2 separate regions of the Homo sapiens genome follow, and region 2 is linked to region 1. A link is a loop called in an ENCODE intact Hi-C map of the cell type or tissue named here. Cell type or tissue: CD4-positive, alpha-beta T cell. All regions are shown on one strand. Links, peaks and the distances in the headings refer to the core of each region. The heading gives the core; the rest is flanking DNA. Region 1 has its middle 6.4 kb from the start of SLC43A3. Region 2 overlaps P2RX3 (purinergic receptor P2X 3).

The links. Hi-C counts contacts between places; a loop is a spot of excess contacts. Peaks named below come from ENCODE experiments on the same cell type or tissue, not always from the same donor. Only the 100,000 strongest peaks of a DNase experiment are listed, where the experiment ranks them.
Region 2: it touches region 1 in a loop (2.3-fold over the local background); 13 of 110 quality-filtered maps call a loop at or near these places.

Annotation. Positions count from the first base shown.
Region 1 is chr11:57,428,954-57,438,035 of GRCh38, forward strand. No RefSeq gene overlaps it. Among named protein-coding and RNA genes, the nearest start is that of SLC43A3, 6.4 kb to the left of the region's middle. In CD4-positive, alpha-beta T cell, for the core only: no CTCF peak of the experiment used is centred there; DNase peaks (open chromatin) are centred at 3,258, 3,948 and 5,878.
Region 2 is chr11:57,352,159-57,361,240 of GRCh38, forward strand. The region is part of intron 8 of P2RX3 (purinergic receptor P2X 3); the gene reads left to right. Among named protein-coding and RNA genes, the nearest start is that of P2RX3, 18 kb to the left of the region's middle. In CD4-positive, alpha-beta T cell, for the core only: no CTCF peak of the experiment used is centred there; no DNase peak of the experiment used is centred there.

The DNA.
Region 1 (9,082 bases), core at 598-8,597:
GTCTTACTGAACTGATGGGACAGGAAATTAGAATATCCTCTGAACCATTCCCATGTTCTTTGGTTCGAATTCCAGCAGCTAGAAAAGGCAGATGCTATTCTGATCACTCTCCTGCGTGGCTCCAATGAGGATTAATGAGTAACATCAGAGAGAGAAGTGATTATAATAAGGTCTGACGGTGCACCCGATGTCTTCATCCTTTTCTCTTCGCCTCCTTCCTCATCATCTCACACCTTTTTTTTTTTAATTGACTGATTGGTTCAACAAATACATGTGGTACCTCAGGCTCTGTGCCAAGTGCCGGGATTCGTAGAGAAGAGATTCAGTGCCTGCTCTCAAGGGGCTCATTCTCTTGTGGGAGAGACAGACAAAGAAACCCAAGATTTCTGGAGTGTGGGAATGGTCTTCCAGGCAGATGCTAGCACAGCACATTGAAAGGCACGGAACCTCAACAAAACAATAACATTTAGGAACCAGCTAGAGCACAGGGTGGTGAAGAAAGTGGAAAGATTTGAGGCCAGCGTCGCCATCTAAGTGAGGGCATTAAGAATTCAGCCCACATCAATCAATCATGTCCTATTGATTTCACCCCTTAATATCTCTCCTATCTATCCGTGGCCACTGCTCTATGCAGACACTCATCATCTCTCACAGAGGCATCATCTGCTTCCAAGCCATCGCCATTCTCCTGCAAGAGTTTATTTCCATGGTTCCCACTGGATGGCTTCACTTAACTGCTCAAAACCCTTCTGAGGTCCAGTCAACTGGCTGGTAAGGACCAGTCCAGGGTCTGGGGATGCCAGCCATGAGACATTGCTTTGAGGGGAAGAGGGAGCATAGAACTGGATCTCCTGCATCCTACTGCCCAAGTACCAATGCTGGAGGTGGTTTTCCTTCCCATCATCAGCAAGTCTGGATATCCAGGATCCACCCTATGGATGTTTTTATGGACAGAGTGGGAAGATGGATATGTTTAGGTTAGGGAAAGAGGGTTTGCCAAAGAGGGCAGTATAAGTGAGCTGCACTCCATCATTCCCCTGGCACAAACAATGGCTAGTATCCTCTAGTCCTCAAGAGCACCACCTTCCAATGCAGTCCCTGCCTGTCCACAGACCTCTCTCCTCAAACTTCCTCTGAACAACCTCAGCGAGGGCAATTGCCACTCTCTGGGCAGAGTCCAGATATTCTCTCCTACCCTCTGACATCACTTTCTAAATTTGTATATGTAGATAAACTCTGAGCCATTCACATAAAGGGCTTTGATTTCGGATACGCCAAACACATAAACAAACAAACATAAGCTTTCCTTTCACAATGGGCTCATGTAAATTAAAATGTTTGGTTTTCCACCTACGGTCTTGAAAGGGGTTTCTACAGCCTGTTTTGGAAGTCAGAAAGCAAAAGGTAAATGCAAACATCATTTCACCTGCAGAGAAAATTCTAATCCTCTTGAGGCAGTGCCAAAAATAATACAAGCACACTGCTATCGAGCCAATTACTGGTATCTCTGAGCTTCCGTCTCCTCATCTATAAAATTGGAATCGAGCTGTATGGATTAAAGATAATGTATGAAAACTGCCCAATTAGTACACTATTAATAAATAGCAGCTACTGTTGTTAACAAATATTATTGACTTACTGGAAAACAAAGAGGAAATAAAGTCACATTTAGGGAGAATTTCAAAGTGTTCCTAACCTAAAAAAGAAATAAATTAGGGGGAAAACCACTAAGTAATGGGTGAGCTCAGTTTACCTTGCTTAAGAAGTCCCACCCTAGAGAACTGATCTCTAGATGACACCCAAATGCACTCAGTACAACCCCCCAAGACTGTCTGGGCTTAAGGCAGGGGCTTGGATTGTCCTGTAAGCTGTGGGAAGTCTGTTCATGAGCCACAGTAGACAGGAAGGGGATGGAGTCTTAGAGCTGGCTCTTCAGGGTATCTCCTAGTGTGTTCAAAGCAGTTCTCAGGAGGGTGGGGAACTACTACATAGCCAAGTAAATATGAGGCCTCCTTGCTCTGGGGAGACCTTTCTCTTTAACAGAGGTGAATCTGAAAGGATACCCAAAGAGGCACTGGAGGGTGGGGGCCACTCTGGCCCCTCAGAGCAGCCAGCTCAGCTTCAGTGGATGCTAGAGGCAGCAGAGGATCAGCCTGGATCAGCCTCCCTTTCACCATGCAGAAAACAGAGCTCCCCCACCAGACCAGATACTGGAAGCACTGGGCCAGGCCTAAGAGAAAGCAGAGCCCCAAGCCCCACCACACCAGGGCTTATGAGGCTACTGCTACCCACCCTCCCAAGCCCCAGCTCCACTTCTATGTTCATCAAGCAACTGTTTACTGGTAACTGCACTTCCCGATAGACTTTGCTAGAAAGGAATGCCTCAGTGCACTGACAATATCTAAACCTGCAACTCTAAGGACTAGGCTGGGGAACACTGTGTCAACATGGAGGCACGTCCTACCCCTGAGAAGAAAAATAAGGAATATCAATAATACCTGCTGGGCACTGAGCACTGACTATGTATCTGATTCGAAGCGCTTTTTGCTTAATCTGTCACTGAATCTCACGATAGGTGTTGTTATTAGCATCTATTATCTGGGCCAACTGAGGCCTAGAGGGACGAAGCAACTCCCCCAACATCACCAGGTAGCAGTGTCAGGACTGGGATAGAAACCTGATGCTCTGACTGAAACTAATGCTTTTTTTTTTTTTTTTTTTTTTTTTTTTGAGACAGCATCTCACTCTGTCACCAAGGCTGGAGTGAAATGGTGTGATCTCAGTTCACTGCAGCCTCCACTTCCCAGGTTCAAGTGATTCTCCTGCCTCAGCCTCCCGAGTAGCTGGGATTACAGGCGTGCACCACCATGCCCAGCTAATTTTTTTGCATTTTTTGTAGAGATGGGGTTTCGCCATGTTGGCCAGACTGGTCTCAAACTCCTGGGCTCAAGTGTTCTGCCTGCCTTGGCCCCACAAAGTGCTAGGATTACAGGCGTGAGCCACCATGCCCAGCCAGCTGATGCTCTTAATCTGTGCCCTACCCAGCCTTCCTGGGAGGCTTCCCAAGAGCTACACAGAGCATGAGTTCTGGAATCGGGTTGATGGGGGTACCAGTTATTACTAATAGGAATGAAGATGGGTAATTCTTTCAGACAGCACCCTTGATTAAAACAAGAGAGTAGTGCTGCCTCTCTGTGATTCTGTGTCTCCCTGCCCTGCTCACACAGACACCACACCCACCCACACGCATGATCATGAAAAGAGGAAATGGATCCAGGAGAAGGAGACGACTCCTGAGTGAAAACAACGGGGTTTTTCACATTGAGAGCTTTGCCCAACACCCCAAAGATGAAAAGAGCAGGAAACTGCTGGGGCCGATTGAACACTGGACTTTTGTTGTGGAAAAAGGCAAAGGGAAGCCGGAAGAGACTGGAACAGTTTCCATGGTGCTGGAGGATGGGGAAGTGGGTAGGGATTAGCTGGAGGGAGAAGGAGAAGCTGGGGTGGAGGGGAACCTCCACTTGCCAGGAGAGCACATGTAGGATGGGAACCCCAGATGATACTCAAGGCATGGCATTAGACCAGAAGCAAGTCTGTGGTGAAATTAGGGAAGGCTCCACTGCGGACTGTAGACAGAGCACTGGACAAGGAAGTGGGAGACCCAGGGTCCAGTCCTGGCTCTGGAGCCCCCTGGGTGGGCTGCCCCGGGCACCTTTCTCTCTTGGGGCCTCCATTCCTACCTCTGTGAAGCGAGTGCTGAACCTCTCTTAGCCCTGACTTGCTGAAATGCTGGGACTCTGTACAGAGGCTGACATTAAGCAGGGATCTGTCGTGGGGTGCTGCAATGTTCCTCCAGATGCTGCACGGGAGAGGGCAGAAAAGGCCTATATGGTGAGTCCGCCCTGGGAGCCTCTGCTTGGAAGCTGAAGTGGCCTGAGAGTGACTCAGAAACCACGGAAGTTCCCGGGGCTGATGGGTTCTTATAGATTGTACATGCAGCTCTCCTCGTGGGCTGCAAAACCGCAAGATGGGCTGTGACCACTCTCAAGGAAAGAGCCCTATCTGCAAAAAGCATTCTGCCCTCCAGGTCTTAAAGCAAACACAGACTCAATCCTTATTCCTTTTAAGACAAAATTGCCTCAGGGGCATCAGGGAGGCAGCAGGCCTCAAATGTGTGCCTTTCTAGAATTCTCAATGAAAGCACCCTTTTGGGTATTAATAATGACAACAGTAATGACAGTCATTTACTGAGTGCTGCTTTTGGGACAGGCATTGGGCTAAGAGCTATATGTAATATATATTATTATTTGATGCCCACAGCCACCCCATAAGGAGGCGGAGGTACTATCATTATGCCAACTTTAAAGATGAAGAAACTGAGGCCTCAAGAGATGAAGTAACTTGGCCAAGTCACTCAGCCAGTAAATGGGAAGAGATAGACTTCCCAGTATCCAGAGCCCATGTTTTCACCATTATGCTGAAGTACCTCTTTTCCTGTGCCAATGTGATCTGCCTCCAGGAATCCTGTCTTGATGTTCCCTTCCCCATACAGAAGTCCTCTCTGTGTCCTCTTCAGCCTGATAGTATATCTTTTCATACCATTCTTTGGACATCTCTGTTATACTACTCCAATGGTGTTCCCTCCCCTACCCCTCCCTGGGAGCTTAGTTGTTGTGATTAAGTATAGGGGAAATGACCCACACTAAACAAACTCATAAGAGACTGATTGATAAACCTGAAATGCAATTTATTAATTAACACTGAGAAATGAAACCACCCAGCAGATGGGAATCCTAAGGCTGACTGGTCAGCACAATCTCTTTCAGGAAGGACAGGCTTTTGGGAAAGGAAATCAATACCAGAAGGTTCTTTGTTGAGTACAAAGTCAGAGGGAAGGGAGTTGATGGATTGACACATAGGTGAAGCTTGACATACCTCTATAAAGCCTCCATCCTGCCAAGGATCAGAATATCCAAGGCAGGGAGCCATCTGGGTGTCCTCTCCTTTGGACAGTGCTGGATTTTTCTGGATCCTATGAAGATCTTACCTTTCTGGCTGCATTTATCATGATTGTGGAAGGCTTTTTGTTTCCTTGTTTGCTTAGATTAATTTCTGCGTATTTAATAGAACTGAAAGGCAATTTCCCATTGAGACCCACTGAAGAGGAATAATCAATACATACTAGTTGTGTTGCCCTTTGCAGAGAATTCACTTCTGTGTTGTCACTGTATCCTCATGCTTCCTTATAATGGAGGGACAGAGATGGTAAAAACATGGACTTGGAAGCCAGACCGTCTGGGTTTGAATCCTGGCTCTGTTACTTATAAGCTCTGCAACCTCGGGCAGATTACCTAAGTCAGTTTCCCCTTCTCTGAATTGGGGATAATAATAGCACCCACCTCAACATCTGTCAAGAGGATTCAATGAGGGAATACACATAAAGTGCTCAGAACAGTGTCTGCCATCTGGTAAGCAGTCAATACTTGTTAGCGATGATTAATAATTCATTTCATAGATGAAAAAACTGAAGCCTAGAGAGATAAAAAGTCAACTAAGATCATACAGCCAGTAAGTGGTGAAGATATCATTGAAAATCAAACTGGCATCCTTTAAGCACTAAAGTCTTTCCACAGACTAGTTTCTTACCCATTCGCTTTCATAACAAGCTGAAGGAGAGCTTGTTTAAAAATCAGGTATATCCACCCACCGGAATGGGTAAAATTTAAAAGAATGAAAATATCAAGGTGGAGCTTGGACGCAGAACAACTGGAGGGAGTAAGCAGTAAGAACCACTTTGGAAAAGTGTCTGGCAGTTTCGAAATAAGTTAAACAAACACTTAATGAATCAGCCAAGTTCAACCAGGGATGTGGAACCACTCTCTCTGTGGATTGCTACAGGGATTTGGCCTTACTCAATTGTAGGAGGTAGTTAAGCAATCTTGTAAGGCTATTATCTTTGCATGTCATGTTGCAGTTGAATTCCACAGGTCAGGCAACTGGGAAAGGAAGATGGATATAAAGTGGGCAAGACAGAGCAAACTGAGCCCCATAAGTATGAACTGGAACCCCATGAGGATGAACTGAAGCCTTTAAATCCACATCAGCTTTTGTTGTCTCTGTCGTTGTTAATGTATTTTGCAGAAGCCCGGGTTCATTGCATGGAGCTAACCACATACACACCTGCCCCAACAGTAGGCAACGCCAAAGGAGAAGCCAGCTCCATGCCAACCAGGTGTACCAGCAGTTCAGTCACAACATGTGTGAGCCAGAAACCGACTCCTGCTTCCCTTCCACCCTCCAGATTCCCTGAAGAGACACCCTCATGTTCCGCTCTAACCAGAAATACACAAAAAAGGGAATTCAACATAACCAAGTCAGCACATTACAAAGCCAACACACCTACCTTATGATCAGGTAATTCCACCCAAGATATTTACATAAGCGAAATGAGTGCATACGCTCACCAGAAGTAGTGTACAAGAATATCCATAGCAACTTTATTCATAACAGCCAGAACCTGGTAACAGCCCAAATGCCCACCGATAGGAATACGGATAAGCAAATTGTCCCGTAGTCACACGACGGAATACTGCATCACAACAAAAAGAACCAACCTTTCATACACACAGTGTAGATTAATTTCGCAGATGTGATATTGAGCAAAATAAACCAGATGCCAAAAAGTACACAATGTATATATATTTTTTCTTTTTCCTTTTTTTTTTTGAGACAGAGTCTTACTCTGTCGCCCAGGCTGGAGTGCAATGGTGCGATCTCGGCTCACTGCAAGCTCTGCCTCCCGGGTTCACACCATTCTCTTGCCTCAGCCTCCCAAGTAACTGGGACTACAAGAGCCCGCCACCATGCCTGGCTAATTTTTTTTTCTTTCTTTTTTTGTATTTTTAGTAGAGACAGGGTTTCACCGTGTTAGCCAGGATGGTCTCCATCTCCTGACCTCGTGATCCGCCCGCCTTGGCCTCCCAAAGTGCTGGGATTACAGGCTTGAGCCACCGCGCCCGGCCATATTTTTTCTTTTTTGAGGCAGAATCTCACTCTGTCACCTAGGCTGCAGTGCAGTGGTGCAATCACGGCTCACTTCAGCCTCAACCTCCCAGGCTCAAGAGATTCTCCTCTCTCAGCGTCTCAAATAGCTAAGACTACAGGCACGCACCACCATGACCAGCTAATTTATTTTTTTTGTAGAGTCGGGGGTCTCACTATGTTGTCCAGAGTAGTCTCCAACTCCTGGGCTCAAGTGATACTCCCGTCTCGGCCTCCCAAAGTGCTGAGATTACAGGCATGAGTCATCATGCCTGACAATGTATATCTGTGTGAAGCTCAAGAATGGGCAAAACTAATTGATAGAAAAGTTAGAATAGTGGTTAATTACCACCGGAGCAGGAGAGGTGTGGGTCTGTTACCTCTGCTGAGGAGGGGTATGATGGAGTCTGAGTTCCTGGAATGTGTCTTGATATAGGTGGTAGTTATATAGCTGTATAGATGTGTAAAATTTCACTGGGCTGTACGCTTAAGGTCTGTGCCTGTAACAGTATGTATGACATACTTTAATTTTTTTTTTTTTTTTTTTGAGACAGAGTCTCCCTCTGTTGCCCAGGCTGGAGTGCAGTGGCACAATCTTGGCTTACTGCAACCTCTGCCTCCCAGGTTCAAGCAATTCTTCTGACTCAGCCTTCCGAATAGCTGGGACTACAGGTGTCTGCCACCATGCCTGGCTAATTTTTGTATTGTTAGTAGAGACGGGGTTTCACCATGTGGCCAGGCTGGTCTCAAACTCCTGACCTCGTGATCCTCCCACCTCGGCCTCCCAAAGTGCTGGGATTACAGGCATGAGCCACCGCGCCCAGCCCCGATATACTTTAATTTTAAAATGGATTTTAGATTCCTGAGCTCTACCCACAGAGATAACTGATGGTCCGGGTGCAGTTCAGGGGTGACTATTGGGAGAGCTCTGAACTGTGCCTTCTTTCTTCCCAAGTTTGCTCCCCATTCTGTATGGTCAGTCATTCTTGAATTCACCCTAAAACCAAATTTTTCAAGGATGGAGAACAGCCAACTTTAATCTTACTTCTCTGGGATTTGAAAAAGCAAATTCCTGTTCATAAAGGTACCCACAGTGTGGGACGTCATCAAACAGAGCTTCTTCCTAATAACGGCGGCGGTGTTGTAAGGTGTGTTAACAATCTCAGAACTTGAACCGCTCTTGGTTTTAAGATGCCAAGTAGCTTAATGGTTTCCTATCACTAGGAATTGGAGCATCTCTGTTTTCATAATACTTCCCCACATCCCAAACACCACTCACTTGCCCTCTCCTAGTGTGAACAGAACCCAGCCCAGGCCTGGAACTGCTGTCTCCATTTTGAGAGGCTGAATCTTGTAAGGACTGGGGGTCCTGACTCCCTAAGTGGAACAGTGTCCTCCCTGGGGGAAAACTTATGAAGATCATAAGAGTCCTAGACACAAACGGCCCAAGCTTCCACAAAATGCACATTATCCCCTTTCCTCTCATTTAAAACACAGATGTGGCCGAGCGCAGTGGCTCACACCTATAATACCAGCACTTTGGGAGGCCGAGGCTAGCAGATCACTTGAGGTCAGGATTTCAAGACAAGCCTGGCCAACACTGTGAAACCCTGTCTCTACTAAAATTGCAAAAATCAGCTGGGTGTGGTGGTGTACACCTGTAATCCCAGCTACTCGGGAGGCTGAGGCAGGAGAATCACTTGAACCCAGGAGGCGGAGATTGCAGTGAACTGAGACCGCGCCACTGCACTCCAGCCTGGGCGACAGAGCAAGACTCTGCCAAAAAAAAAAAAAATTAAATTCAAAATAAAATAAAAGAAAACACAGATGTGCCTATGGAGGAAAGGGCACTAATATGAACTCAAGACCCTGCTGGCTCCTCCCTATACCCCTCCCGGAGCCTCAGTTTCCATTCTTCATAGCTGAACATGGGCTGTGGGATGCTGATTCCTGTTGGAAAGAAAGGGAAGGGACAGAATAATCACTCCTATTTACACGGCTCTCTAGAGTTTGCAAAGCAAAGCACTTCCACATCCCCTCC
Region 2 (9,082 bases), core at 649-8,648, 77 kb before region 1:
GCCAAAAATAATCATTTCACCTTTTAAAATTGTTAATTTATAACTTAAAAAAATAATCACCCACCCCATTAAGCTTTATATTTAATAGTTTAAAATATACATGTATATTCTCTGGAAAGAAGAATCTTTAAAAATTGAAGTACTTTCATCATCAACTCCAAACTTTAAAAAAACCATAGGAAACAACACATATTTTAAAGTAGGTTAAAAATACTGTGCGGCTCACTGGCAGAAATTGGCATATTTATTCAGTTGGTATATCACACTGAGATCAATACAAAGGATATTTGTATGGTGGCTTAAAATAGTAACATATTAATAAAATTCTCATGATCTAAAATGCAAGTTTTCATCTTCATAACTTCCCTTTGGCCATTGGGAATTCTTTAATCCTCCAAATAACTCATTTGGCAGAAAAGCTTATGAAGAATGTGAATATTATAAAGACCCCCAACTACTGATATCGTACAGTTTTAGAACAGCATCTCTCATCTAAATAAGAATTGGTCTGGAGTTCTTTATCTCCAATTTATTGCACTGTGGCTGCCTTCCCTCCCTCCCCACCTGAGCACAGAAGGATGCGGGATAGACCTGGTCCTAAATAAGCTTGGAGGGTATTTGGGGAGGCAGGACGGAATATCCCCAAAGACCCTGCCTGCATAATTCCCAGAGGCCTAAGAGAAACCACCCCCTCTTAGGATCTCAGATAATTGACTCCCCCAACAAAGTCCCCCAGGCCAGAGAAGAAGGAGGCAAAGCTGCTTAGTTTGACCCTTGTGATTTAAAAGTTTCCAGAGGGCCCAAGTAATAGCCCTGACATTGGGGGACATCTGATATCAGTGGCAAGCAGAGGGCTCTGCCCAAGCCCCTTCCCATCCCTTCACCTGGGTGCCCACCCACCACCCTCATGCAACCTCAAACTACTGGCACCCAAGGCTAAGCTAAGAGCCCACGTGTGGGAGGCTGCAAAGCTGTCTTTCTGAATGCTTGAATAAGAGAGAAAGGGTCACAAAGCCAGGTTCAGTGCGGGTCACAGTGCACTTTCTATGATATGGTAAGATGTACGCTGTTTTTTAGAATCTCACCAAGCTACTTATCAGTAGAAACCATACTAGTCACCCTGTGTGCAAAACGTTTTGTGTGCTTCAGCTCAGCATTCCTTGCATGCCCTACGAAGTAGATGCTACAATATCCCCCCCAACTTTATAAAGGAGAAGATGGAGTCTCACTGTTAAATAACATTCTCAAAGTCACAAAGCAAGCAAGAGGGGGAGCCTGGATTCAAAACATATTTCTTTGGATGATCTCCACCCCAGCCAGGAAGACTAGGGACATTTGTACTTGTTAATCCTCAGAAAAAAAAGCATGCCTATGTGGTTGACACTTTCATCCCAGCTTAAAAACAAAGAATCTAAGTTCCAAGGAGATTTCAAGACTAGCAGATGCTGGCAGCACAATTCATAGCCCGGCCTTTTGTCTCCCAAACAATTCATTTGCTGCTCCCTCCAACAGAGGCAGATTTTTCAACACCCCTACTGTTGCCATTTGCTCTGGAGGGAATGGAATTATTCAGCCAAGATTCGGCCGTGTTTGAATCTGCTAACTAAGACATCCAGAGGCAGCTAGAGATTCACATTTCCATCACTAATTACATTCGCAGCTCCCTTCCAAATGTCACTCCCCCCCCCCCGCCCCTATTTTTTGTAGCTCTTTGCCTGCAGAATCAGAGATTTTGAGAATTTATAGCTGTTGAAGTTCCCCTTGCAGTCACCCAGAGTAAGGCGGTCACTTTACAGATGAGGAAGCGGAAGTTCCAAAGGGGGCATCTTAGAGTAGCCTCAAAGGTCATTGGATCTCAACTCCTAATGTGACCCTTGTGATTTAAAGGAGTTTACGGACCCATGTAAGAGATTACAGGCCCATGTAATCACCCTGACACTGGGGGATATCTGATCTCCGTGGCAAGCAAAGTGGCCTGCTCCATTCATTGGAAAGGTGACCTCAAATTGAGCCAAAATGTGCCTCCCTTTAAATCCTCTCCAGTGTACTTGGTGCTGTCCATGCAAGTTAATCTTTATTTTTGTGATCCCCTAAAGATTCTGTTCTTCCCCTACCTGAAATTTAGTGGAGACATTTTATTTTTACTCCTTGGTCTGTTCTGCGTGGCTAAAGACTCCGTGGGCCGCTTTAACTTAGTATTTTTATGAAGCCTCTTTCTAAGCACACTGAGATTGCAGTTGGTGGGGTCATCTGGATTTCTAGCAGACAAAATGCAGCAATTTCTAAAAATAAGAACTGTTGAGAGTCACCAGTTCAGTGCTGCACAAGTGAAAGGCGCCCTCAGCAGAGCCCTGCAGTTCTTCAGGAGGCTCTCTTCTCTGTTGGCAAGGTTTCTGAGGCCCAGGTAGACCCTCAATTCACAGGAGCAGGATTTTAACAAGAGTACTATATTTCCCAAAGTCCTGGGAACAGGTGATGTTGTGTGTGTGTGTGAGTGTGTGTGCACATGCGAGTTCGTGAGAGTGGGTGTATTTGTTAGTGGGTGAATGTGTGAGGCTGAGAGTGAGTGTGTCAGTGTGTGTGTGTGTGCGTGAGTGTATAGGCATTGATGGTGCAATGACAGATTAAAAATACTGTATCCGTCAGGGTCCCCGCAGGAAACAGATGGCACATTCTAACTGGGTAATCTGAGGAGAGTTTAATAAAGGGACTGTTTCAAAGGTGTGGGCAGGGTGTACGGAAACCACACAGATAGTGCAGTGCCAGGGCCAGAAACAGGACACTGGTTACCACCCAGGTCTGAAGAGGCGAGGAGAGGAAGCAGTGACAGGAACATGGAGACGGACAGAGCTGTGAGCAGAGGACAGCCTGACATGTGGCTGTGACTCAGGAGAGCCCCACCAGAAGCCAGAGCTGAGGCAAAGTGGCCCACTGAGGCAGCCCAGGGCAGGGCGAGGAAGGGAGGAGCACGGACCTGAGGGGCACCTGCAGAGATGTCCAGGACAAGTCCTGACAACTTTCATCTGTGAAATTACAGCCCTTCCTTAACTTTCAGAGGTCTCTAACTGCTTTATGCCCCCGATGAAAATGGGGACCATTGTCCAAGGAAGATGCATGTATTCATAGACATGAGAAAATTCACAGGCAAGTTCTCTTCTTAAAGGATATTTTATTTCTTTTTTTTTTTTTTTTTTTTTGAGACAGAGTTTTGCTCTGTTGCCCAGGCTGGAATGCAGTAGTGCAGTAGTCTCGGCTCACTGCAACCTCTACCTCCCGGGTTGATGCAATTCCCCTGCCTCAGCCTCCCCAGTAGCTGGGATTACAGGTGCCCGCCACCACGCCCAGCTAATTTTTGTATTTTTAGTAGAGACGGGATTTCAACATGTTGGCCAGGCTGGTCTCGAACTCCTAACTTCAAGTAATCCACCCACCTTGGTCTCCCAAAGTGCTGGGATTATACGCGTGAGCTACCACGCCTAGCCAGGTTATTTCATTTCTACAAATAAGATACAAATACATTCTCAGAGTAATAAATCCAACCAATACTGATATATACAAAGTAATGACATGGGAAGTCCCCTTCATTCCCCCAGGCCTGCACCCTTTGCAGGGAATTAACATCTGGGACGGTTTAATGAGTTTCTTTCCAGTTCTTATTCTATGCATTTATATTTATGCAGCATAAAATTCCAAGACTTTGAGGCCCTCTAAAAGCCTATCCCGTAGCCAGGTGTGGAAGCTCCTGCCTGTAATCCCAGCACTTTGGGAGGCTGAGGCGGGAGGATCCCTTGAAGCCAGGAGTTTGAGACCAGCCTGGGCAGCAATAGCAAGACTCCTTCTCTACAAAAATAAGATTAAAAATTCTAAAAAATAAATAATAAATGAAAGCCTATCCCTGCACCTCAGATTAAGAGCCCTAGAGTTAAGTTTGCAAAGCCCTTTCACACCTATTTTTGACAGATCACAGCTCACCATCTTCCCCCACCCCCAAGGTAGGCTCAGAAAGATTTCAAAACTTGCCTGAGATTATACAGCCTAATTAAGAGGCACATCAGGACTCAAACCCAGGGATTTGATCTATATCCATTGCTTCCAGCATGCCTTGCGCCATCACATGGCCTGCAAAAAAGGGGAAAAAAAAATAGCTCTAAGAGATATACCTGGTAGTGATGGCTGGTGTGATTGACGGGAGAGAATCGAAACTGCATTTCAAAATGCCTGATTTCTTGTTTCTCCTCTGAGAGTTCCTAAGACAGCTTTGCTACTAAAAGGCAACGCAGTTTTGGATTTCCTCTTTTGGTGTCTGGGACAAAAAAACATTTGTTCAGCTGCTAGATGTTCCTGGTGCGGTAGGTGTTTCTAGTGATCGTTTTATGTTGGAAATGTACCCACAGCAGCTTTCATGAAGCTCGGAGATTTGGCGCCTGTCCTGCTTCCAGGCAGAAACGTGTGGATCAGCAAGATCTTAGGCCAATTGACAGAGACAGAATCGAAGTGCACCCTTGGCTTTGATCATTCTCTCTACAATCTGGATTTTTCTCTTTCCAAAAGCCATAGAATATGCGTTAAAAGCAGCCAGCACCGTCATTTCCACAGAAACACTTGAAGGCCCTCTTCCATGGGAAGTGTACTTGCTTGAATTCTCCATAATCCATTTTCTTCATCATTTTTAGGTTTCAGTGGAAGTGATGCAATTAGAGTGATCTTGGATTTAGATAGCCCTTTATCATGTTCATGTCTACCCTATTCTCACAGCAACCAGTATTATTCATAGAAAATATTAGCTAACACTCATTGAACACTTACCAGTGAGCCAGAGAATTAGCAGGTTCTCTGTGTGATTATCTTGTTGACCCTGAAGAGAGAACATTTTAGAGCCAGGTGTGGTGGCTCACACCTGTAATAATCCCAGCACTTTGGGAGGCCAAGGCGGGCAGATCACGAGTTCAGGAGTTCAAGACTGTCCTGGCCAACATAATGAAACCCTGTCTCTATTAAAAATTTTTTTAAAAATCAGCCAGGCGTGGTGGCACGCACCTGTAATCCCAGTTACTCAGGAGGCTGAGGCAGGAGAATTGCTTGAACCCAGAGACGGAGGTTGTAGTGAGCTGAGATCTCACCACTGCACTCCAGCCTGGGTGACAGAGTGAGACTGTCAAAAAAATAAAAAAAGATATAACAACTCAAGAGAACATTTTAGAACTGGATACCTGAGCTCAGGGGTTTCATCTACCTGTCCAAGGCCACACAGCTCCTACTGCTGGAGCCAGAATTCAAACCCTAGCAGTCTGGCTCCAGAACCTGTGCTTGCAACCACAAGTAGGACCAGTATGGTAACGCCCATTCTACAGATGAGGAAACTGAGGCCAAAAAGATCCCTCTCAGGAGCAGAGAGCGAGTAAACTGGCTCTCAGGTACATCTTCTGGCTCCAGGTCCATTGATCTTTCCCTACCTTATTAATTAAAGATAAATTAATAGTAATGCATTTTTAAAGATCAACAAGAAGCGTTTTTTTTAATGCCTGCCTTTGAGGTTGATTTGGTGCCTGGAATATGAATAAATAAGTATGGCTTTGGGCCCTTCTCTAAGGAGAAGAGTTCCAGCCTGTTCTAAGGATGTTGCCCCACCCTGAAGCAAAGAGTCTGCCAGGAGATATTTTCCTATCAGTATAAAATCAACTGTAAAAGTGTATTTCAGCTGGCAAAATTACTTCCCACCAGGCAAAGCTTTGCTGAGAACACCACCACTTTCACTTAGAAACCCAAATTCCAGGCCCAAGTTTTCCCTTGCAAGTCAAACCCGGCTCCGGCAAGTTTGTTGCTGTTTTTCCTGCTGCTGTAACAGTTACGTGTCCCTGCTTTAAGAAGGAATTTCCACCACTCGATGAGAGGATGGATCATTTCTAAACAGATGTCTGAGAGCTTCCAAGGGATTTGTACATCGTGATAAAAAAACCCTTCTCCATTCAGCAAACGTTTATTGACTGCTGACTACTGCAAATGTCAGCTCAGCATGGGGAAGTACTTCTAACAGTTAGAGCTATCCAAAGCTAAATTTGGGCTGCTCCTACAGGTAGTGAGTTTCCTTGCACTGAATGTATTCAGGCATCGGCAGGGAAACCCTTTGTAGATAATGTAGGGAGAACTTTGAAGGTCTCTTTCAACTTCCAGATTATATCACATGCTGGGCTTTGTGGCGAATACAGAGATGAACAAGACCAGTTCCTAGAATCAAGCAAGTTTTAATATAGTGATGATAAATTTGAATCCAAATAACGAAAAATGCTTATACAAAAGAAATATATATATGTTATGCTGGGGCAAGCCAAGGATGGTCAGGATGAAGCAGAAGTAAAGCAGAAGGATGTGGGCTACAGTTCAGGCCTTGCTGTTAATCCTGGATGTGATGTTAAGCACGTCTCATTGCCTCTGTGGGCCTCAGTTTCCTCCTCTGTAAAATGGGCTGGTTAAAGATGATGATCTTTTAGGCTCCTTCAAGCCCTAAAAGTCTGAATCAACATGTGTGGGTGTCTGAGGAAGGGCTGTGGAAATTTGGGCTGCTGAAGCATGCACTATTATTTATAGACCTATCACAATCACGTTGGAATGGAGCTCCAGCCCTGCCCTGCAGAAGCGCATCTGACAAATGATTTATTATGGTAATTGACGTTTGTACTTACTCATTCTTTATCTCTTGCTGGTAATGCCACAAGGGAGCGCACGCACACTCACACACACACGCACTCACACGCACAACATCCCAGCACTATTAGGCCTCAGAATCATTCGATTGAGTCCTGTGTTAGAGGTGTCCTGTCTGGTCACAGCTAGGGGTGTCTCAGTGAAGGCCCCGGAGGCAAAGCACATTCAGCTGGGGTTTGTGAAGAAATTTACACAACAGGAACCAGCATGGGAGTCGAGGCACACAGGGATGAACAAAGTGGGAAGCCGTCACCACTGTAGACCTGCCGCCCCCGCGGGAGGAATGGGAGCCTGGTTTTGAGCTGGGGTGCCTGACAGGAGCAGCAGTCAAAGTGACACAGCCACAGGCAAAATCAAGGCAGAGCAGGGAAGCAGCGAGCAGATACATACCCCATCCCCTCCTTCCCACCCTCGGGTCCCCTGCCAGTGCCGCCCATTGACCAAATTCCCCAGAAACCAGGGGGGAGGAAGCCAGGGAATGTGGGCTGCAGAGGTCCACCTGCAGGGCTGCCCAGACCAGAGACTGGCTCCTGGGGCAAGTGCAGAGTCTCTGGCCCACCAGGTAACCATCCCCGCTGCCCTTCAAGTGTCTGGGCTCCAGTGGCCCTTCCAGCCACGCCTGTCAGAGGAGCCCCCGACCCTGAAAACTCTGGCCCTGCCTGTGCCTCTGGGCTGCTTTCCCCTTTTCCAGCTCAGCGCTGGCAGCTGTTCGGGCTCTGTTCTTTCCTCTGATGCCTATGGCATCATTGCAGTCACAGCCATGCTGTGCTTTCTCCACAGCTGAGGTGTTTTCACAGACACCAGCTTAGCAAGCTCCCTGCCCACTGAGGCTGCAAGGAACTCCTTTTGGCTCCTCTCTTAGGGAGGCAGTAGGGGTAGGCAAGGGCTTTGGAGTCAAGCAGCCAGATTTCAGATCCCAGCTGTGCCCCTTGCAGGCAGAGTAGCCTATGGAGCATGTCTGTGCCTTTCCCCAACCTGTAAAATCAGGCATGTTGCCTGATGACCAGTACCCAATATTAAGAGAAAGCTGTGTGCTAGGTACTATGTTCAGCCTTCACATTCCATAGTCATTTAATCCTCTAGGCAACCCTAGAGCTACTGCTCTCATCTCCATTTTACAGATGGAAAAACAGACTCAGAGAGGTAATTCACCCAAGGTCATATAAACTAGGTGGCACAGCCGGGATTCAGGCCCAGGACTATCTCATTTCAAAGTGCGTAAGCCGCCAGCTAACTCATTCAGCTGTTGTGAGGCCTAAATGAAACAACAGGTGTGGAAGCCTCTAGCCTAGTGCTTAGCAGGAGTAACTGTCCCACATATATTTTCCTACTCTTTCCCGCATTGCCCCTATCGAGAGGCTGGCTCCCACAAGTGGCACCCACTTTCCCACCTAGCTAGCTGCCAAATCTAACTGTGTTCTGCTGGGGAGAGAAGCAGCCTGTTGTTACTACCTTATACTAGCTCCACCTGCAGAATCAGGAGCATTTGGAGAAACCAGTGGCAGCAGGAGGGAGCCCTGAGGACAACCTACCTAAACTCAATCTTTGAGATGTCAAGAATCTCAGAAATTATTTATTCTTCTAGCAAGCATTTACTCAACCCCCTACTGTGAGCATTAGGCCTTTGGGCAAACAGAAACAGTGAGATATGAGGCCAGGCGCGGTGGCTCATTCCTGTAATTCCAGCACTTTGGGAGGTCGAGGTGAGCGGTTCACAAGGTCAGGATGGAGACCATCCTGGCCAACATGGTGAACCCCTGTCTCTACTAAAAAAAATACAAAAAATTAGCTGGGCATGGTGGTGCACACCTGTAATCCCAGCTACTTGGGAGGCTGAGGCAGGAGATGCACTTGAACCCAGCAGGCAGAGGATGCAGTGAGCCGAGATCGCTCCACTGTGTACTCCAGCCTGGTGACAGAGCGAGACTCTGTCTCAAAAAAAAAAAGAAAAAAAGAAAGAAAAAGAAACAGCGAGATATGGCTCATAGTCCGTAGTCCAAATTATTAGCTATAGTCTGGTGTGGCAGATACTGTAGTAGAGGCCTGAATCCTAATGGAGAGAGAAAAGGCAGCCCTGGGGGATGTCCCAACCCCAGCTCATGCCCCTGGTTTGTAGCATTGGCTGGATTTCTGTGAGGTAAATACTCCAGGATGGTCAATTTCAAGCTACCAAGGTGAAGTCACTAAACATGGAATTGGGAAGAGATGCACACAATTGGCTGCCAGCTGGGATGTGTGGACCCAGCTGCTGCCACTTCCATCTGCCTCTACCCACCAGCCCACCAACCCTCTTCCAGCTGCTTCAGAAACACCACGTTCTTTCCCGTGAGAGGGCCTGCAGATCCCTCAGCCAGGAAAGCGGCCCCTGCCTCTGGCCTTC